Regions from separate parts of the Homo sapiens genome. Here regions 2, 3, 4, 5, 6 and 7 are each linked to region 1. The links are chromatin contacts, found by Hi-C or POLR2A ChIA-PET in ENCODE. All regions are on one chromosome and are shown on one strand. The core of a region is the stretch at or near the end of the contact, and the rest is flanking DNA. Distances in the headings are between cores, read along the strand shown. Region 1 holds the start of SMC2 (structural maintenance of chromosomes 2). Region 2 holds the start of ABITRAM (actin binding transcription modulator). Region 3 holds the start of NR4A3 (nuclear receptor subfamily 4 group A member 3). Region 4 holds the start of INVS (inversin). Region 5 holds the start of TEX10 (testis expressed 10). Region 6 has its middle 21 kb from the start of CAVIN4. Region 7 holds the start of RAD23B (RAD23 nucleotide excision repair protein B).

The links. Hi-C counts contacts between places; a loop is a spot of excess contacts on that map. ChIA-PET counts read pairs that join two places held with the same protein, here RNA polymerase II (POLR2A). Pooled maps may share reads with other maps.
Region 2: a loop to region 1 is called in a map of CD8-positive, alpha-beta T cell, with 17 times the contacts of the local background. The contact joins the promoter of ABITRAM here to the promoter of SMC2 in region 1. A Hi-C loop is called at or near these places in 4 of 168 maps with a recorded cell type or tissue (CD4-positive, alpha-beta memory T cell, CD8-positive, alpha-beta T cell and naive thymus-derived CD4-positive, alpha-beta T cell) and 9 of 50 pooled maps.
Region 3: a map of naive thymus-derived CD4-positive, alpha-beta T cell shows a loop between it and region 1 (9-fold over the local background). The contact joins the promoter of NR4A3 here to the promoter of SMC2 in region 1. A Hi-C loop is called at or near these places in 1 of 168 maps with a recorded cell type or tissue (naive thymus-derived CD4-positive, alpha-beta T cell), 1 of 37 single-sample maps with no recorded cell type and 10 of 50 pooled maps.
Region 4: a map of CD4-positive, alpha-beta T cell shows a loop between it and region 1 (9-fold over the local background). The contact joins the promoter of INVS here to the promoter of SMC2 in region 1. A Hi-C loop is called at or near these places in 2 of 168 maps with a recorded cell type or tissue (CD4-positive, alpha-beta T cell and naive thymus-derived CD4-positive, alpha-beta T cell) and 9 of 50 pooled maps.
Region 5: a map of sigmoid colon shows a loop between it and region 1 (12-fold over the local background). The contact joins the promoter of TEX10 here to the promoter of SMC2 in region 1. A Hi-C loop is called at or near these places in 1 of 168 maps with a recorded cell type or tissue (sigmoid colon), 1 of 37 single-sample maps with no recorded cell type and 12 of 50 pooled maps.
Region 6: a loop to region 1 is called in a map of CD8-positive, alpha-beta T cell, with 9 times the contacts of the local background. The contact joins the enhancer-like site here to the promoter of SMC2 in region 1. A Hi-C loop is called at or near these places in 3 of 168 maps with a recorded cell type or tissue (CD4-positive, alpha-beta T cell, CD8-positive, alpha-beta T cell and naive thymus-derived CD4-positive, alpha-beta T cell) and 9 of 50 pooled maps. POLR2A ChIA-PET finds 5 or more read pairs at or near these places in 1 of 52 experiments (OCI-LY7).
Region 7: a loop to region 1 is called in a map of CD8-positive, alpha-beta T cell, with 7 times the contacts of the local background. The contact joins the promoter of RAD23B here to the promoter of SMC2 in region 1. A Hi-C loop is called at or near these places in 3 of 168 maps with a recorded cell type or tissue (CD4-positive, alpha-beta memory T cell, CD8-positive, alpha-beta T cell and OCI-LY7), 4 of 37 single-sample maps with no recorded cell type and 12 of 50 pooled maps.

Annotation. Positions count from the first base shown.
Region 1 is chr9:104,092,590-104,096,870 of GRCh38, reverse strand. It overlaps SMC2 (structural maintenance of chromosomes 2), which reads right to left and starts at 2,562. Exons shown (of 25, transcript NM_006444.3): 1 at 2,394-2,562; 2 at 1,319-1,547; 3 at 574-723. The coding sequence starts at 1,486. RefSeq lists enhancers at 1,942-2,609, 2,828-3,147, 2,610-3,279.
Region 2 is chr9:108,932,249-108,936,529 of GRCh38, reverse strand. ABITRAM (actin binding transcription modulator) reads right to left here and starts at 2,130. Exons shown (of 6, transcript NM_017832.4): 1 at 1,965-2,130; 2 at 841-892; 3 at 93-222. The coding sequence starts at 2,043. ELP1 (elongator acetyltransferase complex subunit 1) reads left to right here and starts at 2,406. Exons shown (of 37, transcript NM_003640.5): 1 at 2,406-2,666. RefSeq lists a silencer at 1,904-2,183 and an enhancer at 2,934-3,163.
Region 3 is chr9:99,819,549-99,823,829 of GRCh38, reverse strand. It overlaps NR4A3 (nuclear receptor subfamily 4 group A member 3), which reads right to left and starts at 1,945. Exons shown (of 8, transcript NM_006981.4): 1 at 1,423-1,945. LOC101928438 (a long non-coding RNA gene) reads left to right here and starts at 3,941. Exons shown (of 7, transcript NR_109802.1): 1 at 3,941-4,009. RefSeq lists enhancers at 715-1,227, 3,630-4,223, 4,224-4,281 and silencers at 1,802-1,851, 3,733-4,281.
Region 4 is chr9:100,096,727-100,101,007 of GRCh38, reverse strand. INVS (inversin) reads right to left here and starts at 1,765. Exons shown (of 17, transcript NM_014425.5): 1 at 1,592-1,765. It overlaps ERP44 (endoplasmic reticulum protein 44), which reads left to right and starts at 2,008. Exons shown (of 12, transcript NM_015051.3): 1 at 2,008-2,224. The coding sequence starts at 2,168. RefSeq lists a silencer at 1,492-1,701 and enhancers at 1,942-2,081, 2,092-2,161.
Region 5 is chr9:100,350,980-100,355,260 of GRCh38, reverse strand. TEX10 (testis expressed 10) reads left to right here and starts at 2,319. Exons shown (of 15, transcript NM_017746.4): 1 at 2,319-2,489. LOC105376177 (a long non-coding RNA gene) reads right to left here and starts at 2,211. Exons shown (of 4, transcript NR_188642.1): 1 at 1,680-2,211; 2 at 1,166-1,264. RefSeq lists enhancers at 1,992-2,626, 3,031-3,080 and a silencer at 2,141-2,690.
Region 6 is chr9:100,597,000-100,601,280 of GRCh38, reverse strand. No RefSeq gene overlaps it. Among named protein-coding and RNA genes, the nearest start is that of CAVIN4, 21 kb to the right of the region's middle. RefSeq lists an enhancer at 2,240-2,534. Within about 2 kb of position 2,445, at least 17 of the 41 ENCODE cell types and tissues checked have a DNase peak (open chromatin) inside an H3K27ac peak, as active enhancers do; they include CD4-positive, alpha-beta T cell and CD8-positive, alpha-beta T cell, where a contact is called at or near this core.
Region 7 is chr9:107,281,052-107,285,332 of GRCh38, reverse strand. RAD23B (RAD23 nucleotide excision repair protein B) reads right to left here and starts at 2,054. Exons shown (of 10, transcript NM_002874.5): 1 at 1,638-2,054. The coding sequence starts at 1,703. RefSeq lists a silencer at 1,516-2,075 and an enhancer at 2,566-2,725.

The sequences.
Region 1 (4,281 bases), core at 1,313-3,812:
AGCATACTTGGTATAATCAGGCAAGTGAAGGAACTAGGAACAAACATCAAGTGAAAGACCTGGCAAGATTTCACTTAGAACTAAAACACATATACTTGCACATCACTTAAACACTGAAGTAGGGAATAAGTTAGATTTGCTCTTGGTGCTCTCAAGAGGACTAGGATTAATGAATAAAATTTGAAGACAGCAGACTCTGACAAAACTTATAGCTGTTAACTTTCTAATAAGACCTGTCCAAAAACAGAATGGGTTATCTCAGAAGATTGAAAGATCTCAAGTACACAGGTGTTCAAGAACAACCAAAGAAGATTCAAATATGGTTTAAGATTTCAGCATAGCTGAGTGCTTATACTGGATGAACAACTTTTCAGCTGTCTTTCAATCCTCTTAGTGATAGAATGTGCATGATCAAGATTTTAATATAAGGAAGACATTAAGGAATCTAGTCAGAATTTAAGGCACCAATTTTGCTCATGAACTTTCTCTAGCACGTTTTGCAAAGGCATAGGGCCAAAAACCACATCAGACATAAAAGGTCTTAAGATACCCAAAGGTTTAATTGCCACTCACCTGCCTTGTTACTGTGATTTCATCATGAACCTCAAATCCTAAAGGACTTTGCTTTTTGTCAGAATTATCAAAAGTGATTGACACAGAGGCTTTGGTAATACCAGCCTGCCCATTTTTGTAAACTAAATCTTGTAAATTAGAAGCCCGAACCTAAAATAAAATATGAAAAGTGTAACAATTACAAAACTCCCTACCGTACAAAGCAGCACTAAAAATGGGTCCCTTGCTGTTGGAAAACCCACCAACGTAGTGTCCATTAAGTAGACAAGGTTAGGCAGCTGCATCCTCTGGCAAGAAAAACAAGGAAAATAGGCAACAACCTGCAATGGACACTTTTCTCTACAGAACCTTTTCAACCCTGAATTGAATTGTTTCCTATTCATTTTTTAATAAAAAGTTACTTTGCAAGATATAAGGAAATACTGTCCCAAAGATTTTCACTAGTCATTCAATCCATTAATAGGATTTGAAAAGGCATCATTACACAGGGTTGAAAATACTCTGGAATGAGACTGCTTTACAGTCAGAATGCCTGAGTTTTGAGGCACTGTTACTTCTAAACATCTCTAAGTTTCTATTTTCTCATCTAAAGGAGTAATATTACTTTCCTTAAAAGGTTGCAGTGAGGTGTAATTTACAAAAAGTATAAAAACACAAATGAAGAGAATATCGGGACGTCTCCAAAGTTCAGTGAGGATTCTCCTGCCAACTTAAATTCAAATAAATCAGAAAGTTTACACTTTACCTGAGACAGGTTGGAGATGCCCAGCAAAAAGCAGATGGAGTCCAATATGTTGGATTTCCCACTACCATTTAAGCCAGTGATAGCATTGAAGAGGGGGTCAAAACCATTGACTTCGGTCCTCTGAGCATAGGACTTGAATCCCTCTAGAATAATTGACTTAATATGCATTTTCGATACTGTCTTGGGTCAGCAAACCTCTGACAGGAATCAAACAGGCCACAAACCAGTTCTGTACGAAACAGAAATACCACCACCTAAGTGGAATGTAAACCTGGAATCATAATGAACACGAGGCAAAAACAGCAACGATAGGGTGATAGAAATAAAACAGCCACTTGACAAACTATCTTGTCTGATGTAAAGACATCGTTCATCTACTCAAAAATATACCAGAGTTAGCCACTATCTGGAAATTAAACCATTCAACTGGGAAGTCTTAACTATTTCTTCTACCCGTTTTTCCAGGCTTGCCTTCTACTTTTATCATACTCTACCTAAACAAAGACTATGGATTATTACATATCCCATTATCTTTGCCTATAATGTGCTTTTCTCTGATACTGACATAGCTTACTCTCTACTGCACTCACGTCTTTGCTCAAATGTCACCTTACTGGAGTCCTCCCTGACCTCCCTATGTCACCTCTCCACAATCCTTCACTCGGCTTTCTTTTTCCTTCATGGTACTTAAAGCTGATATTAGACGGTCATTACTTGTCTGTAAGTTCCCGCAGTGTCTTCACCTACGTCCGTCATTGCATCCCCGAATTGTGCTTGACTCCGGGAGGAGGGGAAGTCATTTAAGTATTTACTAGAGATGAGATGTATCTCATATTCTCCAACTTCTTGCTTTTACTCAGGCTTTTACCTCGCTTCTCCAGGCCTGTCTACACCTCTTCGCCCTACTCCAAGGTCGAACAGAAGCTAGCCTTTATTTCTAAGGATCACCTAAGGTCCCTCTGCCACTGGTCCCCCTCCCTACAGCCCCCGCGCCCCGCGCCCCGCCTCCCGCCTCCCGCCTCCCGCCAGGAAGTCTGGCCCGGCCCAACCGGCCGTGCTCACGCACACGCCTCACCGCTGCCTCAGGCCAGGGGCTTGACGCACCCCAAAAGCTCCTCCGGGTCACAAAGGCAGGGAACAGAACAACTCTCTAGCCGGGGCCGCTACAAAGCGAACTTCACCATAGCGGCTACAACACCTGCCACACCGCTCTCAACACCCGCGCCGGAACTATTTATTCCTTTGAATTTCGGCGCGAGCAAAGGACCCCACCTCCATTGCTTATTTCCTGTGCTGGTGCCTAGGAGCTGCCTGTCTTTAGGGTTCAATTTTTCCCCTACACTCGAAGGATTAAAGCCGCAGGGCAATAGAATGAGAGTCTCGATAATGGTAGCTCCGGGGACTCCCCGGCAGGGGCCTGGGCACTACAGGAGCAGATAGTGTATGTTCACACCGGCGTCCGGCACTCTATGGTCAGCCCCACACCTCGGCCCCGGGTCCTCGCGCTTCGCCAGCCCCGCCCCGCCTCGGTCCCTCTAGTTCGCGTTAGGCACACTGCAGACTCCGCCTTCTCCAGTCTGCGGTGCTGGCTGTGGCTTACTTTTCTCTCCTCAAAGCGACAGTTAGGAAGTGGAGAGGCATTCTATGAGTGTTCTCGTCGGTTCTGTTTTGGAAGCTTCAGAATCTTCTCGGGTTGGCTCAGATTGCTGCAAAATAAAAGCTGTACTTCTTGGGGCCAGAGAGGCACCGTCCTTCGGGGGACTCTGGCCCGCGTCCTGGCTCCGCCCCGTACTGGCCTCGGACCTCGGGGAGCGTTTTTATCTGAAGTTTCCACGTCGGAAAGGGATCGTAGTCTACCGAGAGCTGTTCCGAGCCCAGAGGAGAAATTGTGTGGTGCTAAATAGCTATTCATCTCCCTTATACCGGAAAGCGTTGTAATGATAAGCCGACCTAACCTGTTGGGGATTTTTTCTGGAAACCTTTTAAGACAGTTCATGTTATTGAGTTCTGAATATTAGGCTATATTGCAAGGGGCTTTTTAAAATCCACGTAGCAACCCTATGAAATCAGAAATTGCCCTCGTTTTACAAATGAGTTAAATGAGACCAAGTAAAAGGTTAAACAGCTTGTCTAGTAAGCTGGGATTTGTTCCCAGGCGGTCTAGCTCCAGATTGCATGCTTTTAAATACTAGGCTTCATGCATAGAATCTAGTATTATTAGCCGATCCTATTATTAGTATGTATTGTTCTTTAGGAAGAAAAAACGTGTCAGGATTGCTCACGTTTCCAAGCACGTTGATACTTAAGAGTTAGGAAGGGCTTAACTCCGAATGGGTATGGTGTTACCCTAAGTGAGGTTCAAAAAGATGGTGTGGGCAACAATGCTATTTTGGAATGGCTTGATCCTTTTGGGCTTCCATAACAAAATATCCTAGACTGGGTAGTTTATGAACCACAGAAGTTTATTCTTCACATTTCTGAAGGCTGGAATGTCACAGAATAAGGTGTGTCTAGGGAGGGGTGCTTTCTCTTTAGTGGATAGCACCTTCTGGCTCTGTCCTCGCATGGTGGAGAGGCAGAGGCCCTCGCTTGGGCCTATTTTATAAGGACCTTAATCCCATTCCTCACTTCCCAAGATGCCACTTGCTAAAACCGTCAGTTCGGGAGTTAGGATTTCAAAATGTGCATTTTGAGGGACACATTTAGACCATAGCGTAGGTCATGTTTTTAAAGTTGCTTTCTTGGCCCTGGAATGGCAATGCAGTCATCTGAATTGGTCTTAACCTACCAGGAATGGGCTTATATTTTGAAAATATTTCTCGATAAGGGAGTAAAATAAGTTGTATGGGTTTTTTGTTTAAGAAAGGATTCCTTTGTTTACTCTGGTATGCTTATCCACTTCTGTGATGTCAACCATGGGTAGTGACCTAACATTAATTTAATTCAACAGATATCTTTGTCTG
Region 2 (4,281 bases), core at 881-3,380, 4.8 Mb before region 1:
CATATGCTACTGGATTCTAAGGTTCATTGGATCTGTCATTACCATGAATATAGAGGATGTAAGTAGATAATCACAGAATTACAGGAACATACCCGCTTAAATTTCCCAGAGACCTTGTTCTGAAGTCTGCTACAGTTGGTACTGATCTGATAGGAAATGCTTTTAATTGTTTTTCCACTTTGAAGAACTGGATGAGATTCTGCCAATGTGATGACACATATTCTACAAGGAGAAAAAGTTGATCCTGTGTGATTGCTTGGAATAATTTTTCCTCCCATAACTCCTATTGGAACAAGAATGTATGAACTGGTATTTGTTTAGTCAAACTATCATCTTCCCCCTTTTTCCTTTGGCTACTATTGGGGCATAACTGTAGAATAGAGAATACAATAATAAAAGAGAAAACAAGATTGAATTTCTTTCCCAGGAAAGGGAAGAGTACCAGAGGTCTTTAGGTAGGTAGCACTGGGGTAGAAGACAAAGAAATAAGGCATGCCTGTGTATACGAGATACCATACATGTCTCTACCGTAGCCCTTTCTGTGGGCTCTGAACAGTTCAGTAGTTGGGCACAGACTGGCCACTTCAAGTAGCAGCTGATGATGTGGTCCTCCATTTGGATGTTTGAGTAATCAAATTTATATGTTCAGAGTGGCCAGGCACTGGAATACTCATTCTTGCCAAACAAACTCCTATAATAATACCATTTCAACACAGTAGAAGATAATTAATGCATGTTTGTTTAGTGAACATTTGTTCAATCCAAGACCACAAGACCATACCAGGCTACAATACCAGGAAAAAAAAATTTTTGATAATTTAAAATTCCCAATTTGCTTACCGGTTAGAGTGCTGTAGTATACAGTGGTCCTCACAAAATTTTCCTTTGACATCTAGAAGAATACATGAGTCTGTTGGTGGCTGAAATCAATATTTACTACCACTATGTGGTACTTTCTTTGGGTCATATAGTTGATAATGAAGACTGGACACATACATGCTGCATGCTGATCACGGGTATCCCTTCATTACTCAAAAAGACATACCTAAAGGTTTCCTAGAAAGTATTTAAAGAGATCTGGCCCAGATAGAATAATTTATTCAACATTAAGGTAATTAACTCCTTGCTCCATCTTACTTTACACTCACTTCAAAATGAGTACACGTAGTATTTTTGCTAGGAAAATGCAATTAGCATCCCGTTCTTTATGATATATATTTTTTGTTGGTGGTTTCCAGGACTGTCCTGATGTTGGTGCAAGTCCGACATTCTGGGAAACCCCTCAGTCATGGGTGAACTAGGACAGGTTGGTCACCCTATGTTTGGCCAACAGAAAATATGCTACAATATATATTTTTTAAACTGAGTATAACCATTATCACTGAATGAAAGGAAGAAAGGAGAGTCCCCAACGATGCTCCCACCACTGGTTCTGCTTACACAAAACAGTACAAAAAGAATACCTACTTCTAAGTGGCAGATGGCGTCTCTTAAGGTAAATGTATAGATTCTTCTTCTTTCTAAATGTCTCTAATCTAACCCACCCTCTTCTCGCCATCCCTACTGCCTCTACCTTAGTTTCGATCTGATCATTTAAATAATTTTATGTATCGCTACTCCCTGTGAGAGTGAGCCCCTCAATCCCTCCAGGCACTTAAGGACTGTTGCAACCTAGCCCTCCGCCTACCTTTGGGGCCTCCGTTTAGAGTACTCATCTTACTGCGAGCAACACCCTAGAGCTCGCACTGCAATCGCCGGCCCCAGAATGCGCCCTGAAGTATTTCAGGCCACCAGGTCTTTGCAAATGCCATTCCCTGGGGCTAGACGGAACACAGAAGTCCAGTGCCTTCTGACGTGGGGACGGAGAGCCAGGGAGAGCGCGCGTGGCTTATGATCTGTCAACATAGTCTACACAGCATTAGGCCAGTGCGGCCAAGGAGGGATCAACATCACTCCGCACTTACCCGGTTTGTACCAGCGAGTGAAGTATCGATCCACGAGCGAAGGCACCACCGGCTCCGCGGCTTCGGGCTCGGTAGCCATGGCGACCTCCGGCGCCGCCACCCCCGCCCTCCGGGACCCCAGCGCTTCCTCCGCGCAGCCCGGACTGGGCGTGCTCTTCCGGCGCACAGCGCGTGTCGTGCGCACGCGCGCTGCTCTCAGGTCCGCAGGTTCCACCCCCCCCCCCGCCCCCCCCAATTACAGTGCTTTGGGGTTCGACATCAAAACAGAGATCAAATACAAAAGTTTGGGCAGATGGGCAAGAGGGCAGAGGGACAGGGGACGCGGCCAATGTAGCTCCTCTACCTCTACGGTGCCAGGCCTACAAAGAAGGCCGGCCGCCGTAAGTGACCAGAAGCGGGCCCGGCCTCGCCCCCTCCGCCTGGTGACGTCACTCCCGCGCCGCACTCCCAGTGCTGCGGCTGCCTAGTTGACGCACCCATTGAGTCGCTGGCTTCTTTGCAGCGCTTCAGCGTTTTCCCCTGGAGGGCGCCTCCATCCTTGGAGGCCTAGTGCCGTCGGAGAGAGAGCGGGAGCCGCGGACAGAGACGCGTGCGCAATTCGGAGCCGACTCTGGGTGCGGACTGTGGGAGCTGACTCTGGGTAGCCGGCTGCGCGTGGCTGGGGAGGCGAGGCCGGACGCACCTCTGTTTGGGGGTCCTCAGGTAAGCGATCCATCCAGGGTAGGGGCACGGGAGTGGACCTCTCCGCCGGCGGTGTCCGGGTGAAGGAGACCCGGAGCCTCCTCTGCCTGCTGCGGGCCGGGGACTGGAGTGCGGGCTGCACCACCTCTTTCCTAGAGCCTTAAATTCTTTTTGCAGCCTTGCCACCTGCTCCATCGGGGGCGCTGGGAGGCGCGACAGCCCAGGGATGCCTGCTGCCCCTCCAGCCGGACTTAACCCAGCCTCTTGATTGCTTGCAGGGGGTTGATAATAACGCTGAAAGCGAGAGTATTAATTCACGATGGAAGGCGGCGGTTAATAGAGGCTCGGGTGCTGTGGTGCGGGTCCTTTCTCGCGTGTGAGACTTTTTCGTGGAGGTGGTGTCCTCTGTGCTTCTCCATCTAACGTGGTGTTTTACGTGGCTTTCTCTCCCGTTAACGATGATCTCCGTGGAGACAGTGGCTGAGTAATCTTCAGATCCCAGTACTTAGCAAGTGCTCAGTCGGTGTTGGATGTAGGCCACAAACCGGATCGTAAAGAATTCAACTGTATATTGACAGCCACGGAACTAATCAATGAATAGATCCGTATGAAGAGTAAGCAAAAAGGCAGCAAAGACAGTTTTTCAGCTTGGGGACATAGAGTAGAAATGGTCTGTCCCCAAATAGTGGGAACTGTCATTTGGGGGAAGAATAGCAAGTTCTTTGCTTTCCAGGTCGCATTTGATGTGCATGTGAGACATGCTTGTGATTCTATCAGGAGGTTGAAAATGTGGGTTTAGTGGTAAGTTTGGGCTAATTCAGTCAGGGCTAGGCATTTAGGCCTAATCAGCGTATTGGTGATCTACCTGGTATATGTAATCATGCATGTGATGTCTAGCCAAGAGGTGGATAGTCGAAGGAGCAAGGGAAGAAAATGAAGCAGTTATCAGGAAATTAAGAGAGAATCCACGATTGACCTTTGGTGTGGAGGGATCTTTAGCACATTTAAGAACTGCGAAGAGTTTGAATCAGTGGAGGCAGGAAGGTTGGAGGTTGCAGATGTCCAAGAAAGAGTACTAATAGGCCTAGGTCCTGTGGCAATATGGAGGATATTCCTTTCCTAGCCTGGAAAGAAGTGGAGGGAAGTCTTCCTCCGAGAAGATAAGGGAATAAGGCTGATGGGTGTGAAATTTCAGAGAAACTAGTTTTGAGGCGTTTTTATGATGTTTAAAGATGAAAAACGCAGCCAGGCACGGTGGCTCAGGCCTGTAATCCCAGCACTTTGGGAGGCAGAGGCGGGTGGATCACTTGAGGTTAGGAGTTCAAGAACAGCCTGGCCAACATGGTGAAACCCTGTCTCTACTAAAAATACAAAAATTAACTGGGCATGGTGCCGGGCGCCTGTAATCCCAGCTACTCCGGAGGCTGAGGCAGGAGAATCGCTTGAACCCGGGAGGCAGATGTTGCGGTGAGCCGAGATCGCGCCATTGCACCCCAGCCTGGGCAATAAGAGCGAAACTCCGTCTCAAAAAACAAAAAAACCTGCATGATATGTTAGAGGTTCAAGTAATTTCTAGCAGTTCTTGAATATAATTGTCACCAAAACTTACTAAAATCATTGTCTTCCTCACTTCCAT
Region 3 (4,281 bases), core at 696-3,195, 4.3 Mb after region 1:
AGAAAGACCGAGGGAGACTAGACAAACCGCGGGGAAGAATTTCTGTGAGCGCACGGTCCCAGGCAAAGGGGTGGATGGGTGCCGGGGGGTGGGGGGCGGAGCGGACGTGGAGGTTGCTGTGGCCTAAGGAGGCTTTGATACTAACTCTGCGAGCATCTTGTTCAGCGAAAATAACTCGAATAAAGTAACTTCATTCATTGTGCCCATCAGCCACGTTAGGCAGCTTTTTCTTTCCCTAACTTGATTCTATAAAATATTTCCCGGTCGTGGGAAAAGGAGATCCGGCACTGGACTCGCGATGGAATGACGGCTCCCTGTTCTTCTCTCCCAGCACCACAAGGCCCTGGGATCACAGCCCGACATTTCTGATTACTAACTCCTCGCAGCTCTTCCCTCTGGAGAATCCGGACGCATAAATAAATAAAAGGCAATCTCCAAGAACGTTTTTGGAAATCAAGGGACAAATGCGTTCTTCCTCACCACTGCCCCGAGGCTTCCAACAGGTTGGAGAGGTGCCTTTGGAAGTCAGTCTCCGCAGGCTGCGCTCGCATGACCGCTCTCGTCTCACCACCGAGAACTTTCATTTCTACTAAGAGTAAAACACTCGGAGCAACTTCTCCAAAAGCGCGAGTTCTGTCCGTGAAAAAGCATGCCTTTCCCACACCGAGCCAACGTCCAGAGGAGAGGGACACCGTCCCCACACGTGTCAGTGTGCGGGAGTCGCCAATTACACCCGATTTACCTCCTAAGGGAAAAGTGTAAACCGGCATGTCAGCGACGACAGGCAGACGTGCCTAGTGGAACCCCAGGCTCATTTCAATACAATAAGCCACATTCCTACAATTACGCCCTCTTTCCTGAGGTCCTCCGAGTGCGTCTGCAAACTCTGGCCGTCGCTGCCTAGGCCCTTCCCTCCTAAGCTTCCTTCCAGAGAACCAGCTCGGTGCCACCATTAGCAACATTTACTTGGACCCACCAGAGCTCCTATTTTCAATCCTACTTAAAAGGCAGGAAAATTACTGCCGTTCATCACCGGAGCTGCAACTCCCTGCCGCTGCCGCTGCCGCCGCCGCCGCCGCCGCCGAGAGCATCATTACCATGACAACTAGAGCCGAAATACCCTGAATTACATCGCTGGAGCCGCTATAGCACAAATCCCGGTCCTCCTCTTTGTTAGAGGCTTTTCGCCTCTTCGAGTGGGGGGAGGAATCCCACGAGCTCCAGAGATCCCCGCGGGCCCACTACAGGGGAAAAGTTTCAGATCAGAACCTACGGGCCGCTGGGCTAGCAAAGCCGGAGCCGGGCGGCAAGGTCAGGGGAGGGAACCCCACACTCAAAGTTGTCAATTTCAGGAGCGACGCTTCCCAGCAAGCCAACTTTTTTAGCAAGTCCCCTTATTAACTGGGCGAATCTCATACGTACTTGAGTGCTGTGGCGGTTCCGTCTTTAGAGCGAGTTTCTAGAGAGCTGTCCCGAAATCTGCACTGGGGGGGAGTCACAGCTGCTGTCCCGGAAGGGCTGCGGTGTACAAGCCCAGCGGCTCCCGGAGGCGGTGAGCGGCTGGTGGGGGATGCTGCGATCCCGACTCATGGGAGAGCACAGCCGAGAGGTTCCGCGGGCGTCCTGGCTTGGGCTGTGACCAGGGGGGAGGATGCCGCCGCTGTTCCCACCTCCACGGCCACTGCCGGCACCGTCAGCGTTGCAAAGTGAGCCCGGGAGGGGCGTCCAGCTGCGGCGCCGCGCTGCACCGGCAAGGGCTCAGGGCAAGAGGGGTGTGAGCGCGCGGGAGAGCGAAGTGTGTGTGCGGAGCCTGTGTGCGCGCTTGTGTCTGTGTGTGCGAGTGAGGGAGCGGGTGTGAGCGCGTCTGTGTATGGGGAGCGGAGGAGGAGCAGGAGCTGGAGGGGTGGGGGGCGGGAGGCAGGAGACTCCGCTCTCCCGGCTGCGCGTTCGCTCGCTCTCTCGGCACGTCATTTATGCCACAGGAGCCCTAGCGGCCTCTCCATAGAGTGCCTGGAATGCGAGACGTCAATGTGACGCCATGGGACGCTACGTCACCCTCCTCCTCCCTCCCCTGGCCCAGCCGGTTCCGCGTGTGCGAGGGAGGGTGTGTGTGTTCGTGTGCGCGCGCGCGCGCGCGCGTTCCTCGGCCAGTCGCACGGCCGCACAATGGAAACTCCGCCGCACGGCCGGCCCCGGCCTGGGGGCTTCTCTTTTTGCAGCGGAACCGCTCGCCAGGGCGTGCGTCTGCGGGAGGGTGCAGCGGCCTGCCCACGGGTCAGGCGGGACCGCCCAGCTGTCAGGCTCGGGTGGAGTAGAGTTGGAGGAGTGCTGCTGGCGCGCCTCCGAGGCTGCCCCGAGGCACGGAGCCAGGGCGAGGGGGGTAAGGGAGAGGACAGCTCTTCCGAAAGGGAAGGCTCCGCCAGCCAGCTTCTGACCAGCTCCAGTGACCTGGCAGCCGGTGCAGAAGGCGTCTGGCACCAGCCCGAAGACGCCCTGAGGTGCAGCTGCACTTTCCTCTTGCATAGGTTCTAAAGCTGTTTACGTTGCTCCGGTCCTCTGCGCCCAGGCTAATCCCCCCTCCCCGCATCATTTACTGGGTGCGTGTTTCACACAGGGATGCAGATGGTTCCGGGGATAAGGTTTGATTTCTTTACACGTACGGCGTGGGTTTCTTAACTGGACACGTTATAACCCAGCGAAGTGCACATCCATCATGCACACGCGCGCTGCAGCAGAAACTACTCTGTGTGTAAAACAAACACACACGTGTTGAACAGCTGAGCGGGTCTGACTATTGCAAATCATTCCTCCTCCCCGGCACCGGGTCAGAAATGGAACTCTCAACTAGCACTTTCACTTTTTGATGGTTGTAGATGCCCTCCGCCCACATCTCCCAAATTAAACATTTCGAAATCAATCAACAGGACTTATTAGTCAGTCCCTCGCTAGGGGATTTGCTTTGGTCTCCTCGGACACATTTGTCATGAAATGGTGTGCCGAAAGCCTGGGTGACTGTATGAAGGAGAGCAATTTCTTCCTGGAAATGATAAATTTAAGTGTAAATTTCTTGATGAAAACAAAATTTATCAGAGTTAAAGACCCCTAGTCCCAAAGGTTGCTGCTGAGTGAACGCAGTCTCTTTCAGAAATGAATTTTTGGACAGGAGAAAATATTTGAGTGAAACAATGCAGATAGAGTGGTCCCCATGTGGTCCGCTTGAATCACAAATACCGTTTTATATGTTTGACCTGTCCCAATTTGTGTGTGTGTGGCGGGGGCGGGGGGCGCTGCGCCGAGGGGAGATACAAGATTCCTTTGTAGACAGCACACATTTCAGAATCGAAGAAGGTTCGAGCTAGGACCAGAAACTTGAAAACAAACTACATATAGGTAAATATGGCATGTATATCTTTCTTCGCCTCCACTTCCAATTCAGACACGGTGGTGCGGAGAGGATCGTGGGAGAATGCCCCGAAAGTTGACCCAGCCGAGAGCAACCGAGTCTCTGCACTGCGGCGGGTTCCAATCCAGCCTCGGAAGGAAGGAGGGCGCTGCTACATTGTATCCATTCAAAGGCTTGAAGGGGGGGAGCAGGACCTGGAGCCGCGCGGCGCTGACGCACGCGAGGCGCGTGATTGACGCAGGCGATGTTACTAAATTCGGCGGTTGGCCGGGACCCGCCGCCGGCGCGCGCCGCAGATAGCGGAGTAGGTTCCCCTCGGTCACCCCCGCCCCTTCTCCATTCAACGCCGCGCGGGGCGGGGCAGGGCGCGCGGGGCGGGGCGGGGCGGGGCGGGGAGCGCGCGGCCGCGCCAGGATCCGGCCGAACCAAATATAGTCGGGCCTGGCTATTTTTAGCCGGGTCTCGGGCGCGAGCCCGCCGCGTGAGGGGGCGCCCTGACCCCGCCGGGAGTGCGGAGGGGGCGGGGGCGGAGTCGCCATCTTGGACTCGGTTCGACCAGGTCTGGTGACCGGCGACGAGGGGCCGGGCTCGGCGCCGGGGGTCGGGGTGAGTGGGTGCGAGCCGTGGGAGAGAGGGGGGGCGCTGGCGGCTCTCTTCGTCCGGCGCGGGCTGTGAGAAGTGAGCAGGGCGAGGCGCGGGCGACAGCGGGGCGCGAGGCCCGTGCATGTGTGTGCGCACGGAGGTGGGGAGACGGTGATCCCCGCCCGCCCTGCGGAAGGCCCGGCGGTTCTACCACCCGGCAGCTCGGCCAGCCCCGAGTCGCGTGGGGGCGGAGCTGCCCGCGGCCACCACTTCCTGAGTGCCGGGGATACCCTTCC
Region 4 (4,281 bases), core at 516-3,015, 4.0 Mb after region 1:
TATATATTATATATACATATATATTATATATATAATATATATTATATATATAATATATATGTATATATATTATATATATTATATATATACATATAATATATATACATATATAATATATATTATATATACATATATAATATATATATTATATATACATATATTATATATATATTATATATACATATATTATATATATTATATATACATATATTATATATATAATATATATTATATATACATATATTATATATATTATATGTACATATAATATATATATTATATGTACATATAATATATATATTATATGTACATATATAATATATATATTATATGTACATATATAATATATATATTATATATACATATATAATATATATATTATATATACATATATTATATATATTATATGTACATATATTATATATATTATATATATATACTTTTTACTTCATAATTCTTAGCACTTAGCACAGTAACAGGTATATAGCCAGTACTCAGTAGATGTTTGTTGGATGAAAGGTCACAGGCTGAGTGCTAAGTCCAAAAAGTGAGCAGGATCAAAGTTTAATTTCTTGAATAATGAGTTCATACTTACAAGTCTCTGCTCTTTTAAAATTTCCCATTTCAACTATCTTTGGGCTCTGTCAGGGGCGTGGACAAGAGATAGGAGCACTAGTCTAGGAGTTAGGCCGCCTTGGTAAGAGTATTGGCTCTATCACTGTCTAATTTTGTCACCCTGAGAAAGCCATTATGCAGGGCTCTTTTTTTTTCTTAAGAAAAAATGTATTTTTTGCCCCTTTAAGAAAATAAATCATTTTTTATAGAAAAAAGTCAAAACCACTTTGATAAAGTGCTATAAAATGCAAAGGTGTCATCATCCTTGCCTAATTATACAACAAGCCCGTGTAATAAATGCTCTAATAATTATAACCGTACAAAACTAGAGGTACTGCAGTCACACTCATAGGAAGAGTAATTCTGATTAGGACTAAAGGGTTGGTTGTTCGGGAAGTTCTCAGAGATGGTGACATTTAAGATAGCATTCCAGAGAGAGAACGGGTAAGGCCATTCCAGGCAGCAGGAAAGCTGAAGCAAAGGCGGGAGCAGGGAGAACCACAAAAGCACAGTGTGCCTCCTGGGTACTAAGCAGAGATCGCGTGGGCTCCTGGACCTCACTGAGTGTTTGCAGAAGAAGCCGCAGAGCTACCTGGGGCCAAGTTAGGATCCTCGACTGCTTTGCTAGGGAATTTCGTAATTATACTGGAGGAGCGATCCACGCCTTAGCAGCAATCACTCACACAGTTTTCCAGTTTACGACGTGCTATCCCATCCCGTACCACATCTACTCCTTACAGGAGCCCTCAGAGACAATCAGGGATAAGTCATTGACTCATTCAACTGAGGCCCCGAGTGGTGGCTCTGACTTTATAATGCAGGAATTAGAGCAGAAAGAAGAGGCAGCGGGCGAGGAGGCCAATGATGGAGGCTCAGGCCACAGCCTAGGCCAGGAAGGCCGTGAGTCTGCAGCAGGGGCCAAGGCGGTGCGGACCGAATGATCTGAGCCTCCCCAGCCAGGCCCCCTCCTACTCACCCTCGCCTCCTCCAGGACTGACGTCCCGGGGGCGGCTCCAGGAGGCGCAACCCGGACCGGGCCGCCCCTCCTGCCGGGCCGGTACACTATATCCAGCCAGGTCAGACCCCACGGCGCTGAAGCTAGCCGAGCCCCTCAAAAGGCCGCCCGAGGCTTTCGGCCGCACATCCTTCTGGGAATTGTAGTTCCCATCCTCTGAAGCACCGCGTACACCCGCCCTCCGCCCTTCTATCCCACAGGACCCCGCGCGCAGAGGACTCAGTGGACCGGGGCCGAGAGCCCAATGGGAAAGGAAGTTCTAGATGACGGACGACGTGCGGGGTGAGGCTAGTGCAGGACTACATTTCCCGAAGTGCACCGAGGTGGGCAGGACCCGGAAGTGAGGGTGTGAGAGGCCTCTCTGGAAGTTGTCCCGGGTGTTCGCCGCTGGAGCCCGGGTCGAGAGGACGAGGTGCCGCTGCCTGGAGAATCCTCCGCTGCCGTCGGCTCCCGGAGCCCAGCCCTTTCCTAACCCAACCCAACCTAGCCCAGTCCCAGCCGCCAGCGCCTGTCCCTGTCACGGACCCCAGCGTTACCATGCATCCTGCCGTCTTCCTATCCTTACCCGACCTCAGATGCTCCCTTCTGCTCCTGGTGAGTGAGGGAATGACAGACCCATCGACAAACGCACGAACGGCCTCCGGCCCTCGCCCAGGGGGAACACTGCTACTCCTGCCCCTGCTTTTCCGTCTTTTCCTGCAGTGTTTTGGAGTGCACCCTCCCCCGCTGCCCTCACTCTCGCCTGTCGGCTTCCAGGCGCGGAGTCCCCGAGGCCTGAGAAACCAGTGTCGGGGGAGAATGGGAGAATTAGCCCTGAGGGACTGATACGTAGTCACGGCGTAGGAGCTTCCCCTTCTCCCCGAAGTCCGGGGGTTTCGGTTTCGAGGGCTAGTGGACCTGGTGGTAGCTTGAATCGGAAAAGACCAAGCATAGACCTAGCGTTCCTTCCCACCCTCTCCATTTGGGAAGAGTGTGAGGTCGACAGGTGCTGGGGTTGTGTGACTCTCACTGGGTCTAGATCCCTGAAGCGGTGCCCGGGTTGGCAGATCCCTCTGTTGTGGCTTGATGCGATTGGTTGGGAACCCGGAACTGGAGACTGGTTTGGATTCCACTGGGAGAATAGAGTTTGAAGGGTGGAAGGTGTGGTTACCTGACAATCTCAGCTCAAGGCCTCCCTCAAATCTTATTGCAACGTATTTCCCCATGGAAGCAGATTTCTTCTTCATTGCGCCTTATTTGAATATGCATTCATTCCTAACTGCCTAACCTGCTCAGCATCATCCCATCTTAAAAGAATCTTTCCCTAGTCCCTCTTGCCCCAGAGTACGTCTTGAGTGTGCAGACTAATTGATCCAGGCTTCAGGTCAAATTGAGACAAAAGCGAAGGACTAAACACGTATGGCAAAATGGCTTATATTTAATTGGGCTGTTAATTATAATGTAATATTTGAAAGTACCTTAATTGTAGTAGATTTTTAGAAATTCAGATTTAAACATTAAGAACTACTTTCTTTACAATTTAAGAAACGATTTAGTGACGCATATGAAGTCACACAGCTAGTTACAGGCAGAGCTGGGATTAGAAACAAGTCTCTTGACTTCCAGTGCTTATTCCGCCATATCCCATTAAATGTTTAATATTTGTGTTTGAAATAGTTCTTTCTTTTCTTTTGTCACTTGGACCTTTTCGGAAAAAGCACTGTAAAAAACTAAATGGCATGTCAAAGTACTTTTGAGAACAAAAAGTTGTGTATAAACATTGTAATATTAAATGATAGAGTGTCTTATTGCCACTTCTTATAAGTATACAACAGTGAATGACTTCTGTATCGAGGAAAATATTCTGTATAGTGTTGTTTCTTGGTGATTTCATTATACACTGTGATACATTTTTCCTTCTAGAAGTGTTAGAATAATACCATTATTAGAGACCACTCTCTCCTTAAGAAGACTGGATACTAATCTTATCCACAAAATGGCTTGAGTTATGAATTGTGTGCACTTTTAGGAAATCAAAAAAAAAGGGCAAAAATCTTAAGATATTGTAAAGAAAAGTTGAGACACTGAACAGGCAAACTATATCAGATGCACTTTCCTCAAATGGTATGGTTTGGTTGTAAAGCTAAGTTATGAAGAAGAAATAATTTATTTTGGAATAACTCATGCTTTTTATAGAAAAACCTAATCTTGTTAAATATGAGTTTTTTCCCAAATAGAATCTAGATTTAACTAAAATCTAAGCATTTTGTATAATTATCTTTCTAAGCAAATGTAAAGGCATAAAAATCTGGAAAATATGTTAGAGAATACCTGTAGATATGAAAAGGCTGAAAAAGCCCCAGAAAAGGTTTAAACTAGAATTACAAGTCAAACTAGATTTAATTGGAATACAGTGTTTACCTAGTTTTAATACTCATATGCTAGTTAGCAAATATTTATAAAACATCTATCCTGTCTAATCGCAACTTTGAGTTGCTTACTTAACTGGTAATTCTCTCCTACTGATGGAACCTACTTACTCAGTATTCTCGCTGTCTAATAATTTGTCCTCTTTGTTCCCCCGTGTACTTTTTTCCTACTCTTCCAACTTTCTCTCTCAGACCTCAAGTTTATTCCTTCTTACATACAGATAAAGAAAAGCCAAGTTCCCA
Region 5 (4,281 bases), core at 1,070-3,569, 3.7 Mb after region 1:
CCCTCCCCCCTCCCCCCACCCCACAACAGTCCCCAGAGTGTGATGTTCCCAGAAGGTGATATGTTCTAAAGGGAAATTGCAAGTCCTGGGAGAAGGTAATTTGTTATTTTAAATGAGGTGGTCAGGGTAGGGCTCCCTGAGAAGATATTTGAGTGGACTCGGGAGGAGAGGGAGTTAGCCACATGGACTTATTGGGGAAGAGTGTTTCAGGCAGACAGAAAAGCTAAAGAAAAGGTCCAAAAGCAGGAGTGTGTCACTGGTGTTTGAGGAAGGCAAAGAAGCAAGTGTGACTGGAGCAGAGTAAAAAAGGGGAGAGTGGAAGGAGGAGTGCTCAGATGGTAAGAGACTGTGTCAGAATATGGAAGAGCTTGAGAACTGATATGGTTTGGATATTTGTCCCTGCTCAAATCTCATGTTGTGTTGTAATCCTCAATGCTGGAGGTGGGGCCTGGTGGGACATGCTTGGGTCATGGGGGTGGATCCCTCATGGCTTGGTGCTTGTTTAGTGATAGTGAGTTCTCATCAGATTTGGCTGTTTAAAAATGTGTGGCACCTCTCTCTCTCTCTGTCTCTTTTCTTTTGCTCTCTCTCTTGCTCCTGCTTTCAACATGTGACATGCCTGTTCCCCCTTCACCTTCTATGATTGAAAGCTCCCTGAGACTTCACCAAAAGCAAGCAGATGCCAACATAATGCTTCCTGTAAAGCCAGCAGAATCATGAGCCAATTAAACCTCTTTTCTTTGTAAATTACCCAGTCTCAGGTATTTCTTTATAGCCATGCAAGAACAGCCTAAGGGAAGGCCCTAGAAAGGACTCTGGGTTTTACTCGAAGTGAAATAGGGAGCCATTAAAGGGTTTTGAGCCAAAGAGTGATCTGATCTAACCTAGATCTTAAAATAATCACACAGCTGCTCTGCTGATACCAGACTGTAGGGGGAAGAAGGACAATAAGGGAAGCAGGAAGATGTGTTTGCAGGCTTTTTGCAGTGATCAAGAAGCGGCTTGGACCAGAATGGTAGCAGGGGAGGTGTGTTAACTGGTGAAAGTTAGGATGTCTTTAAAGGTAGAGTCAATCTCCAGATGGATTAGATGTGAGGTGTGGAACAAAGAGGCCAAACCAAAAACCCAAAGGTTTCTGCTTGAGTAACTGCAAGGACAGACTTACTATTTGAGATGAATAAGCTGTAGGAAGAGTAGATTTCAAGGGGAAAATCATCAGTAGCTCTGTTTTGGACAAGTTGACCTTGAGATGTATACTGGATATCTGAAGGAAACATTGAAAAAACTGTTGGATACAAGTTTGGAGTTCCAGGGACTTGTCTGGTTGGCAATAAATCTTTCCTCTTCTGATCTAGTCTCATAGCTTTAAACAGAATATAATGCCACATAATGCCAATGACTCCCAAATATTTATGGTTATGGTCGATTCCAGGCAGATTGTGGTGATGTGGCCATATTGCCAGCAAAGGGAGGTCAGGGTTTCTAGCGCTGCCTCTTTATCTCCGATTATGGAACAGGCATGGTTTTAGTTCCAGTGCTTGGGTCTCCCTGGATTTAGACATCATTCCTTTGAATTCCCACCCAATATAATGAGGGTCAATATCTTCGCTAGCTTTACTAAGTCTTAATTATCTGGTGAGGTGTAGACACAAATTTGAATCAAGGTCTGAAGTCCTTACCTGGGGCTCTTTCTTCCATGCCATCATGCCAGTCTTTGTGAAGACATTTTTCAAAGGCTCATTCTTCTTACCTCTTTTCTAGGAATTTTAGTTTATTTCTTTACTTAACTTCAGAAATTAATTTCTCACTTCATTTTAGTAGCAGGAATGTTAGTGCTGAGAAACTGAGATGTTAGGGAGAATCCTTGACCAAGACTTCCAGGCTCTAGATACTAGGTGTGTCTTGCTCTAATTAAGGAAATCTTATCTGCTCCATCTTAGCCCAGTTTAACGTCCCCAGGAATTCCATCTTCTGCAGTCCTAAACTTTTCCCTTTTTCAATTCAGTGCAACTTATACTCTTCTCTGAAAGTGGCTCCAGGTCTGAAGAACTGTGGTCTGGGAGGAATAGAAAAGCATGCTCAGCTATAACCAGGCCCACATCCCCTAAGTTGCCTGCCCACCAAGTTACGGGCCGGACTTATGCGCCACGCTTTGTCCGGGGACCTCGCGCTGTCCTCCCTCCGGTTCCCACAGAGCAGGGGGCTTCCGGCGGGGTACCCTCCTCTGTGGGCGGGGCCTACCGCTCCCGCTCCCGCCTCCCCGGTTGCGCGCGGCTGCGGGCTGCGATCACGTGAGCACAGCAGGGAGGGGGAGGGGCCCTGATTTCCGGGCGGCGGAAGGAGACGCGGCCGCGTGAGGACGAGGCTATTTGAAAACACGCTCCGGGAGCTAGAGCCTGAGGTCGGCGGCGCACGCTGTTGCCCCGTGGGCTTCTGCTCCCTCGCTTGTCTTCTCGGGCTTCTCGCCCCGGCCGCGGCCGGGTCCTCAGGTAAGCGGCCGTCGCCCGTCGGGCCGGGTCCTCCCGGGGCGCGGGACTGAGCGTGGTGGGGCCGTCGCCCCCCGATCCGCGGCCCAAGCGGGCAGGGTCGGCCGTGCACGATTTGCGTCCCCCGGGTCTGGGCCGCGGCGTCCCTCCGAGCTGGGCCTGGGTGTGCGGCCGGCACTGCGGGGGCGGGACCCCCTAGGGCGTTTGCGGAGCTTCAGGTGACTGGGCGGGTTCGCCTGGTTTCGGGTCCGAGAGAGTTTTAGCCCGGAGTGTGTGAATCGGGCCCCACTTCCCCGACTCTGGTCCTGGCCGGCGTCCCTTGGAGTAGGAGGAACGATGGTTTCCTAAAACCCATGGTGTGTTCGCCTCTGGGATGGATGCAGGACCGAATACGGAGTGGGGATGAGCTGGCGTCCCCTGTTCCGTCCTCTGGTCGCCCAGGCGGGAGAGTTAAGCGAGCGGAAGGGGACTACCAGTTTTCTGGGGTCGCCCCTGCCTGGGCCATTTGCTTTTTGGGAAGTCTGTCGCCTCTGGTTGGCCCCTCAGTGGAGTTTGGAGGAACTCATGAGTTTAAGGGTTTGGGGAGGAAATTATCAAAGGCCGAGTGCAGTACGATCGTTCTCTCTGATTTTTTTTGGAAAAGAAGGTGGAAATGAGGAAGGGTAAGAAGGTGGCAGGCAAACTATTTATAGTTGGAATTTAGTTCGATTGAAATCCTAAAAACGCTAGGATCTGCCTTTTGTTGGAATTAGAAAAGACCTACAGTAGGAATGTGTGACATTCAGCTTTGAAACTATTGGGGATCGCAAACCTAAGGACTAGTGATGTGAGCTCCTCCTCTGAGACTGGCGTTCCTACCTTTTGCTAAAAACCGGCTACTGTAAAAGTGGCTTAGTGGGACTTTTTGATTTGCTGTGTTATGAAAATCTTTGTTATAAGTTAAAGTCAATTACTAGTAGAACTTTGAGAGTTCTTCGCATGAAAATGCTTTGTATCCCGTAATAATATTACTAGGTTTGAAAAGTCAAGGAAGGTCAATCAGCCTTCTTAATTTTCCTAACAGAGAAAGCATTAATGTGACTAATACAAAGCGATAGATAATATGGCATGAAGTTGACAGTAGACTGTTGAAGATCTATCAGGTGGTTAATGGCTAAATAGAACCCACAGGAGTGGAGGAGGAAGGGAGTTAATTTTTCTGAATGTCCTGTACCATTTACTTTCGTGTCTAGTACCAGCTAGTAATAAAATTGTAGGAAAAGCTCACAAAGTGTGCTTGCTTAATTAATGAAAACCATTTTTGTATTAAAAGAGGCCAGGTGAGTATCATGGCCTTCTTTTTAGGCCTTATTCCCTCCCACCCACCCACCCACCGACCCCCAGCTTTTTTTTTTGTTTTGTTTTGTTTTTTAAGACTAAGGTAACTAGAGGTGTGGGTGAGATGAAAATTTGGTAATAGGGACAAATGAAATAAGCCAAACTGTTTTGCCACGAAGACTTCCAGTCTTCAGGTTAATTCTGGTATGTTAAAGGTGGTTTTGCAGAGCTCAGTTCTGTGAATGAATCCCTTTTCAACTTCTTGATAAAGGCGTGACTTCCAAACTTTTCTGAGGTACATTGTTAAAATGGGTTTAGTTCCACCTACCTTGCATGGTTCTGTGCAGATTGTATACTGAGGTACACAATGCATCTAGTACCGGGCTTGGTATGTCCTGATCCTGAGACTTGAGGGACACGCACATGTTTATGCTTTGAGCATACGTATTTAACCATGTACCAGGCACAGTTCTGAGTG
Region 6 (4,281 bases), core at 1,196-3,695, 3.5 Mb after region 1:
GCCAAAGAAGGCAATGCAGAGTGGATTTGAAACTGAGGGGCCATAAATTGATAACCAGTAAACATTGGCCTCTTATATGGAGAGCTTTCTAGAAGAAGAGTAAAAGTGGATGCAAATAAACCACTTAGGGGGTGCTTAAGTAGCCCAGGAGAGGGAAGAAAAGGAGATAATAACCTATAGGTTCTGGAGCAAATACATGAGCAAGTTCCCAATGGATTATGGGAAGGACACCAAATAGCATGGCTTATGTCCCTGTGCTCACTGACCTTGCAGAAGAGCTGCCTCGAAAAGTATGGCTAAGAGACCAAGGAGAGTCAGCTGTCATACACGGGTCGTAAGACAAGAGATTGGCAGCACCAGCTGTGTGGAGTCCATTCTTTGTATACAAAAGGCAAAGGAGTAGTGTTGCTCCCAAGAGACAGACTTGCCAGGCTTAACAAGAACATCAGTTCCAACAAAAGCCACTCCCTAATCCATGCAAACAAACACTGTCAAAGCCAGGCCCACAAGGGCAGGCCTTTGGATCTAAAAAATTACTAGACAACAGCGAGCATGGCTTGTGATAAGGCCTTTTGGCTGACAGCCAGCAATCCTGGCCTTTTGGGGCTTCATACAGGCCTTCGAGCTACCTGCTATCTCAAGAAAATGGGTGGAGGGGAGTCCAGGTGAGGAGATGAAATGTCACAGCATGTCTCTGAGTCATCTCTCACGTCTCCCAAACATTAAATCGCCAAGTGGCAGAACCTGAGCTCCTACTGAGAAGCCAGGGTTAACGTAAATTTATCAACAACTATAATTTACTAAACACAAAAATAAGCGTTTAGAATGGCTTCCTCTAGGCAGTGGAACCGTGGCTGGAGACAGAAGTAGGGCAAATGACTACTGACGATTGCTTTTTAAATAAACCCTTTGGCATGGTTTAATTTTTTTTAAGACTTCACTGAAGGTGGAGAGTTTACAATTGGATAGAGAAAGTTGTTATATGATTTTGATATTGGACTGGAATTTTCATAACTCAAATAAGATTACTTTGGGTCTAAAAGTAACTAGAAAAATTTTTATTATCTGAGAGTGACGAAAGAAGTTGTAAGAATATGCCTGAGATGGTCAGTGGGAAAAGAACAGTTTCCCTCTCCTGATACTCCTCTGAATTCAGCTCTCTCAATATAATGGCACACATAGGAAGTGTGCTGAGAAAGAATCGCTTAGAATTGAGTTCTGCTGGTTGGTGGAACCAGGATTTCGACAAATCTGAATGTAGGGGTAGTCGTGGTTTCTAAGAGTTGAGTAAGCTCTTTTGTTCCATGAAAGTGTTGCCTGCTTGTAGGTTGGTTTGCATAATGCTGCAGTACCAAACTAAAATTCTTCTCATTTGGAAGTGTGAATCCATATCTCAGAATCAGTAGTGAAACAGACCATCCTGGTGGATTTGCAAAGCAGGACTTGGCTAAAACCTTGAATTCATTATCTGTCCATAAAGAAGATATGAGGTCAAAGAATAGAGATGGGAAGAGAGGTCAAGTGAGGATCCTTTGGAGAGATCTGCTGAACCCGCAACCAAAGGAGGTGGTGTGAGGGGCCTGCTTCTAACCTCAAGCTTACCAAAGAGGGCCTCTGAGGGACCACTCAGGGAGCTTGCAGTCCAAGGGATGCAGTGCACTGCTGTTTGATTCCCATCCAAGAAATCTGGAGGCACAATGGTGCCTTTCAGGTGTGGCAAATTCTGAAGGCTGATTTTTTTTTTCTTGTGGAGCCCTTTCAAAGTTTCCTCAAGCAATGCCTCCCCTCCAGCGGACTCCTGACGACAACCCCCTCAACTTACGCATCTGACAGTGAGGCCCCAATCCCCTTCTGCTGAGCTCTCACCTTCGAGAGGAAGTGTCTTAAGGAGAATTTTTTTCCAAGTAGCCAACTCCCTACCACTGACCCGCTTGGCCCAGGAAAAACTCAGTCATCATTGCCCTCTTGTCATCATATGGACAATTTGTTCGTAAGTCTAATTCAACCAACGAGACAGAAACTGCAAAGCTTAAACAGCTCAGTCGCCAGCCATAAATAAAACAGTGCCAGGAGAGAATAATTTTTCAACTATAAGGAGACCAAGACAAGGGAATAATTTACATTTCTGGTTTGCGTGAGTGGAGCTGCGAAAATAGCCCATCATATGTACATCACTATATTTTAACAAATTTCCTATTGGTAGACGGCTAGACTGCGACAGGAATTAACAGGAATTCCTACAAAACAAACCGGACTCAAGCCGGGCGCTGAACCTGGATGCTGACGGAGACGGGAAGAGAACACCCGCCCCGCAGACCTCGGCGCCTGCGCCGGCTCTGCACCGGCTCTCCGCGGCGCGCATGCGTTACGCCATTAGCGCTTTTCATGTGGCTCCTCCCCGGCCCCGGCGCGCTTACTGCGGGAAATGCAAAATTCCCTCCTCCTGCCCGCGGAGCCGGTTTCAAGAGAGCGAGCGGTGGGTTCTGGAACCACCCTGTCCTGCCGGAAGCGTACGCTCCCCCGCCTACCTGGGGACTGGGCGGGGCTCCAGGGAGAGAGGCCAGGCCTCCGCAGCCCCACCAGCTCCGGCCAGGTGCGTGGTATTCGAGAGTAGATTTGTTGTGAGGGTTAAAGTACTTAAAGTTCCTTGCCTTAAATAAAGAGCATAATAAATTGTGGCTGTTGTTACCTGCTTCCGTCACTTCTGGCGCCTGAGATTTGGTTCTTCCTCTCCAGGATTAATTTTGTTTGCTCAGTCTTCTTCCACCTGCTCAAGAATTTTAACCAGTTGCCACACCTGCGGCCTTCGCTTTACCCCTTCTTGGCTGGGCCTTCTCCTTCAGCTCATCTCCCCCATCATTTACAAATACCCTCCTGTTTTCTGTGCTCTGTCCCTACCTACCTCTCCTGTCCCCATCTCATGAGCGTTATCAAAGGTTATCACATTTGTCTCTTCTCCTCCCACCCCATCTCCCCAACTCACTGGAATCTGGCTGCTTCTACCCACTCCACTCAAACTGCTCTCAGCAAGGTCCTCAGCGACCTTGTCATGCACCCCAATGAACACTTTTCCATGCTGCTCTCTCTGCAGCTCCTGACACATCTATCTGAAACTGCTGCAAATCCCTCTGTCATCCACAATGCTCACACTCCCGGTTTTCCAAACTCTCTGATCACTATATTTGCCAGAAGTGTGTCTTCCTTCCCCTGCCCATTTCTGTTGGCTCCCACACACATGCTTCCTGGTTAGTTGTTTTTTTTTCACACTCCACACTTTTATGGGGTGAAGATCTCCTTAATGCCATTGTTTTTGCCTTGCTGATGACTCCCAAATCTGTACCTCTAGTCTAGATCTTTCCTCTGAGCTTCAAACTCCTGGCTATCCCACAGGCACCTCAGACTTAGCACCCCCAAAACATATCTTTTCCAGCAAACCTGCTTCAACTTCTGTACACTTTCTTCTTTGTCCCTCTTCTCACTGGATAACATCATGTGCTGTCTCAAGCCAGAAATCCAGGAGCCACCTTAGACTCCTCCCTCTCCATCATGCCCAGCTGTGGGCTGGCTTCCCTAGGAAACAGACTCAGAGATATTGTAGGTGGCTTATTGAGTGATGCTCTCATGAACAGCACCTGTGAGGGCTGAAGGATGAAGGACAGAGACAAGGAGTTGAACACTTAGTGAGGTTTAAACCGGGGCCTCAGCCAATGCTATGGCAAGCTCTGGACCCAGGAAGGTCCTTCAGAGCTGTTCCACGCTGAAGCCAGAAGCCACACACATATCCCTCAGTCAACCCGTCACTCAATGTGGGCTGCTCTCAGGAGGGGGCATGACCTTGGGTGAGGTGGCTTTCTCTGCTGAGGGCAATTCCTGGAGACAGACTTGGGCGAGAGCCATCAGCCGTCAAAACTCCCAGCATCTGGAGGGATGAGTGCCAAGTCTTAGAGGGAATGTGATTGTCACCATAGAACCCACTACATCCCTCATACTCGGTCACCAAGTGTTTTATCTATTTCTACATTTTAACTTTCAAATAAAATCCCTCCCTTTTCAGACTACTCTATCTGAGGCACCATGGCAGGGACAGAGCAATGGGCTGAGCAGACACGGTGCCAGTGCTCAAGAGGTTTACAATCTAGCTGAGTGAATAACCACCTAAATATATATTTTTAAACTACAATAAGTGTTCTTATTGTGTAACAGGGGAGGCTTTCCCTGTCAGGGAGTGACGTAGAGGCAGGGAAAGCTTTCCTGAAGAAGTATCATTTTCAATGGAATCTG
Region 7 (4,281 bases), core at 805-3,304, 3.2 Mb before region 1:
AGGCATTTTACGTAGTTTGTCTGAAATCATCAAACAAACTCCATTTTAACTTTCACCCTTCAACTTATTAATGCACATTAAGCAGTAAAGAAATATTCAAGAGAAATTAGATTCTATTAGTACTGTCAGTCCACAGGGTATTGTCAATTACTTCTGAGGACACTGAAAAGTTTCTCATGTATAACTGAGATCTCCTGTACTTTTAAGAAGTTAATCACACAGCATACACCCACATATAAATATTCTGAAATCAAATAATTTTGTACCAAAATCCCAAAAAGGCTGTTTCTTAAAAAATTAAAGATGTACAAAACTTAAGATTAAATGAGATAAGTAAAACGTAACACTGTATCTCCACTCAAAGGAATCCATTGTTTAAATAATCGATTCCATTTACTGACCACCAAGTAAATACATACCATCTAATCTTCACATCTCTGCAAGGCAGGTATTATCCCTATTATACAGAGAATGAAACTAACCGTAATTTGCCCAAGGTCATAGCAAATAAGTTACAAAACCACAAATGGAACTCAGGTCTACTTAACACCAAAGCCCCTGATCTCCACCCAAAATAGAATCAACTACTTTTAAAAATAGAGTTGGGCAGAAAGCTGCTGGTTTAAACTTAGTATTATGACAATCTTGGCGGTGTATTTCCGAACATAAGCAGTAAATTTACACTCACAGCGTTTTTAGATTCTTGGCATAAAGTTGTACTGACCTCAACAGTGTCTCTTTATGCAGTCACAAATACAGAAAAATGTATAATGTGGACTTCTGAAATGTTTAAGGCTTTAACTGCAGAAAGGATTCAAAGTTGTTGTTTTTTGTTTTTTTTTTCTTTTTTCCCCCTTGAACTGCTACTGTTTGGGGCATCGGGGGAGGGTGGCTGCAGCGTTCCAACTCCTACAATTCCAAGATTTCTAACACAGAAAACCCGTTAAATCTGAAGTTTAGTTTGAGCCTGGATGGCTGTGAAGAGCTCTAACAGCTAAAACCATCACCAAAGAGGCCTCAAAGTGCAATCTACGCAAGGGTGTGGGTTTGGTGGCGGGAGGAAGGCAGCAGAACGATTCATTTGCAAATAAAAGGGTAAACAATTCTGAGGGGAAAGGGGCAAATTCATTTTCACCACCACTCACCTCTCGGCGGCAAACGGAACCTGATACTTTTTTTTTTCTTAAGGCTCATCTTCTCGGGTTACCAACTCTGGGAACTAAGCGGCTAACCAGGTCCACACAGGGGTAGTGGCGACGCCTACGTCTCCCTCCCCCACCTGTGCACCCATACCAGAAAGCCAGGCTCTACGGCTGAGACGGCCTGGACCTTCCCATCCCCCTCCGGCCCCGCTAGCACGAGCTCCTAGGCCCAGGCCCGCGGGCGTGCGCTCCACGCCATCTGCCACCAGGCCTTCGGCGTCCGGCCACTGCTTCCCCATTCTCCTGCCACAAAGCCCACGGCCAAGACAGGAGGATCGGCTCCGCTGTACGCCGCCAGGGCCGGCACCAGGACCCAGGGCCCTCATCGCGCCCTCCGGGGCTTCCCCCGCTGGAGCGCGCCGCCCGGCCCCACGAGCTCCTGGCGCTCCCCGCGGCCCGCACGCGGCTGCCCCTGCCCCCGGCCCGCGCGCATACCGTCTCCTCGGGGTCAATGTCTATCTTGAAGGTCTGCTGCTGGAGGGTCTTCAGGGTGACCTGCATGGTGCCGCCGCGCAGCTCGGCTGCCGGGCCTGCGCCGGGTGCTGGCCGCTGGGCGGGGTCTGTGGCCTGGCGGGGCCCCGGGGTCGCCCGCGCTCCTCGCGCTCTGGGGAGGAAGGCGGTGGGGGTGGGGGCTTGTCACATTCGCCCAGCGGAGCGGCCTCTCCCCCAGCCCGTGCCCCGGACCGCGCCGCTGCCTCCGCGACTGCGGCCTTCCCCGCGAACTCGGGCCGCCGTGCTTCCTCACGCGCCGAGCGCCAGCCACGGAGTCTGCAGAAGGCGCGAGGGGGTCGGCGAGACAAGCAGGGAATCCGCTAGCTCACCACAGGATGGTGGCCGCCATCATCGTGACTCGCCGAGACGTGCCCCCTCCCCCACGCGAAAAACCTGGGGGGATGGGGCCGGGCGGGCGAAGCGCGCAGGCGTGGGGTGCGGCGACGCTTTGCGCCGGCGCGGCCGAGGACTCCGCCCCAGAATTGGGGGCGGGGCGGAAGGCGGTCCTGGAATGTCGGCGGCCTGGACCCGGATTACGCAGGCGCGTTCCGTGGGCGGCAAGGGCTCCTGGGGCTTCCTCCTAGCGACTATTGCTGGGGCGTTCTCTCCGGCTGCCGCGGCTCCGCCTCTGTGCAGGCTCCGCCCGGCTGCCGAAGTTACGCAATGTGTAGCCCGGGAAGCGCTTCGTGGAGACCCGGCAGAGTGGATGCGGAGCCCTGGAGCGGGGGAGTAATCGGGGCGGAGTTTAAGTGAAAGGATGGCGGTAACCACAGTCTGGGGGCCAGCACCCGCGGGGCGCTTGCTGCGGGGCTCAGCCCTGGGGGTGTCGACTGATTCTTTAATCCCGACAGCACAGACTCCTGAGCTGGACTGCCCGAGTTCAAATATTGTTTTTTCTCACTAGCCTAAACAGATGGACCGATTTAAAATGAAGGTCAAGTTCTGTCACACCTCGGGGTAGAACTGTCCAGTGTTTCCCCATCTAGCCCCGAGTTAAAGTCAGAGTTATTAGAACGGATGCATTAGCCCCTCGCCTTTCTCCGAGTCGCCTTACTCTCCCCACTGGTGGATTCTAGGTTGCCCCCGGCTCCCTTAACATCCTTGCTCAGATATTGCCTTCTTGGTGAGGTCTGTTCTGGCTGCCTTACTTAAAATCCCAACTTCCTATCTCTGTTATCCTGCTCTGTTTTCTTGTATAGCGGGTATCCCTTTATAATTACCCTGTAATGTACGTATCTCTTGTTTATCATCTTTCTCCTTTTCCTGTGAACCCCAGACTGAAGCTGCACAGAGGCAAAGATTTTGCTGTGTTCACCCATGAACATGCCTGGCACATTGCAGGTGCACGGTAAATATTTGTGGAATGGGTGAATGTGCTTCTGGATCCTCAGCAGTAGAATGAGAATAATAATGTCACTCATTGATTATTGGAGGGGGAAGTTGAATATTGTATGTAAAATCATGATAAACAGTCTGTAAGCAGTTAGCTATTAGTAGAAAGTCCGTTTACAGATAGAAAACTGAAGTACAGAGATGTTGAGTAATGCACCTGGAATAACCCAGCCAGTAGTAAATGGCAAATCCACAATGTGACCTCAGACAGAATGACTCCAGAGTCTGTGTCCCAGGGTGTGCCACTATTCCCCTGTTTTTTGTTTTAAAGATTATTCTTATTTTTTTAAAGCGTCTGACTGTCATCCACGCTGGAGCGCTGTAGCACAAACACGGCTCACTGCAGCGTCAACCTCCTGAGCTCAAGAGATCCTTCCACCTCAGCCTCTTGAGTAGCTGGGACCACAGACACACACCACTGCTTCCCAGCTGATATTTTATTTTTTTGTACAGATATGTTCTCCCTATGTTGCCAGGGCTGGTCTTGAACTCCTGGGCTCAAGTAATCCTCCTGCTTCGGAGTCCCAAAGTGCTGGGATTATATGTGAGCCATCGCTCCCAGCTATTCTCCTCTGTTTTATACTGTGCCTGTGGCACATTTGATTTAGTTCAAGTATAAAACACAGTTCTAGTCAGGCCACTAGCTCTATGACCAATTACAAATTACTTCTCTGGGACAGCATCCTCACTAATACAATGTCACTGCTTGGTTTTCAGTGGCTTCAAGGAGCTTGGGTTTAATGTTTTCAAGAAACTTTCCTTGACCAGCTTCTCCCTCCACTAACCTGATATTTCCCCTTTCACAACACATAACTCCCTTCATAGTAATTAAATATGCAATCTTCTGCCCTCTGTCTTCCTGTATCTACTCGTAGTCACCAGGTGGTTTCATCTTGGCCCTTGTTTTGAAATACCTCCAGCCTGGACCTTTCCCCTTAGCTATAGAGTTAGCCAATTGCCTAAGCAATATCTTCACCTGAATATGTAACAAGCCTCTGAAACTTAATGTGGCCAAAGAGAACAATTGATTTCTCTCTGGACCTCCTTCCCCCCTGCAAACTGCCCCTCTCCCAGTTTTCCCCCATCTTAGTTTATGGCCTCACAGTCTACCCAGGTGCTCAGACCAAAAATCTGGTCTTCATCCCTGATAACTCTCTTCCCTCACTCACCCACTCCCAACCACCACATGCAATTC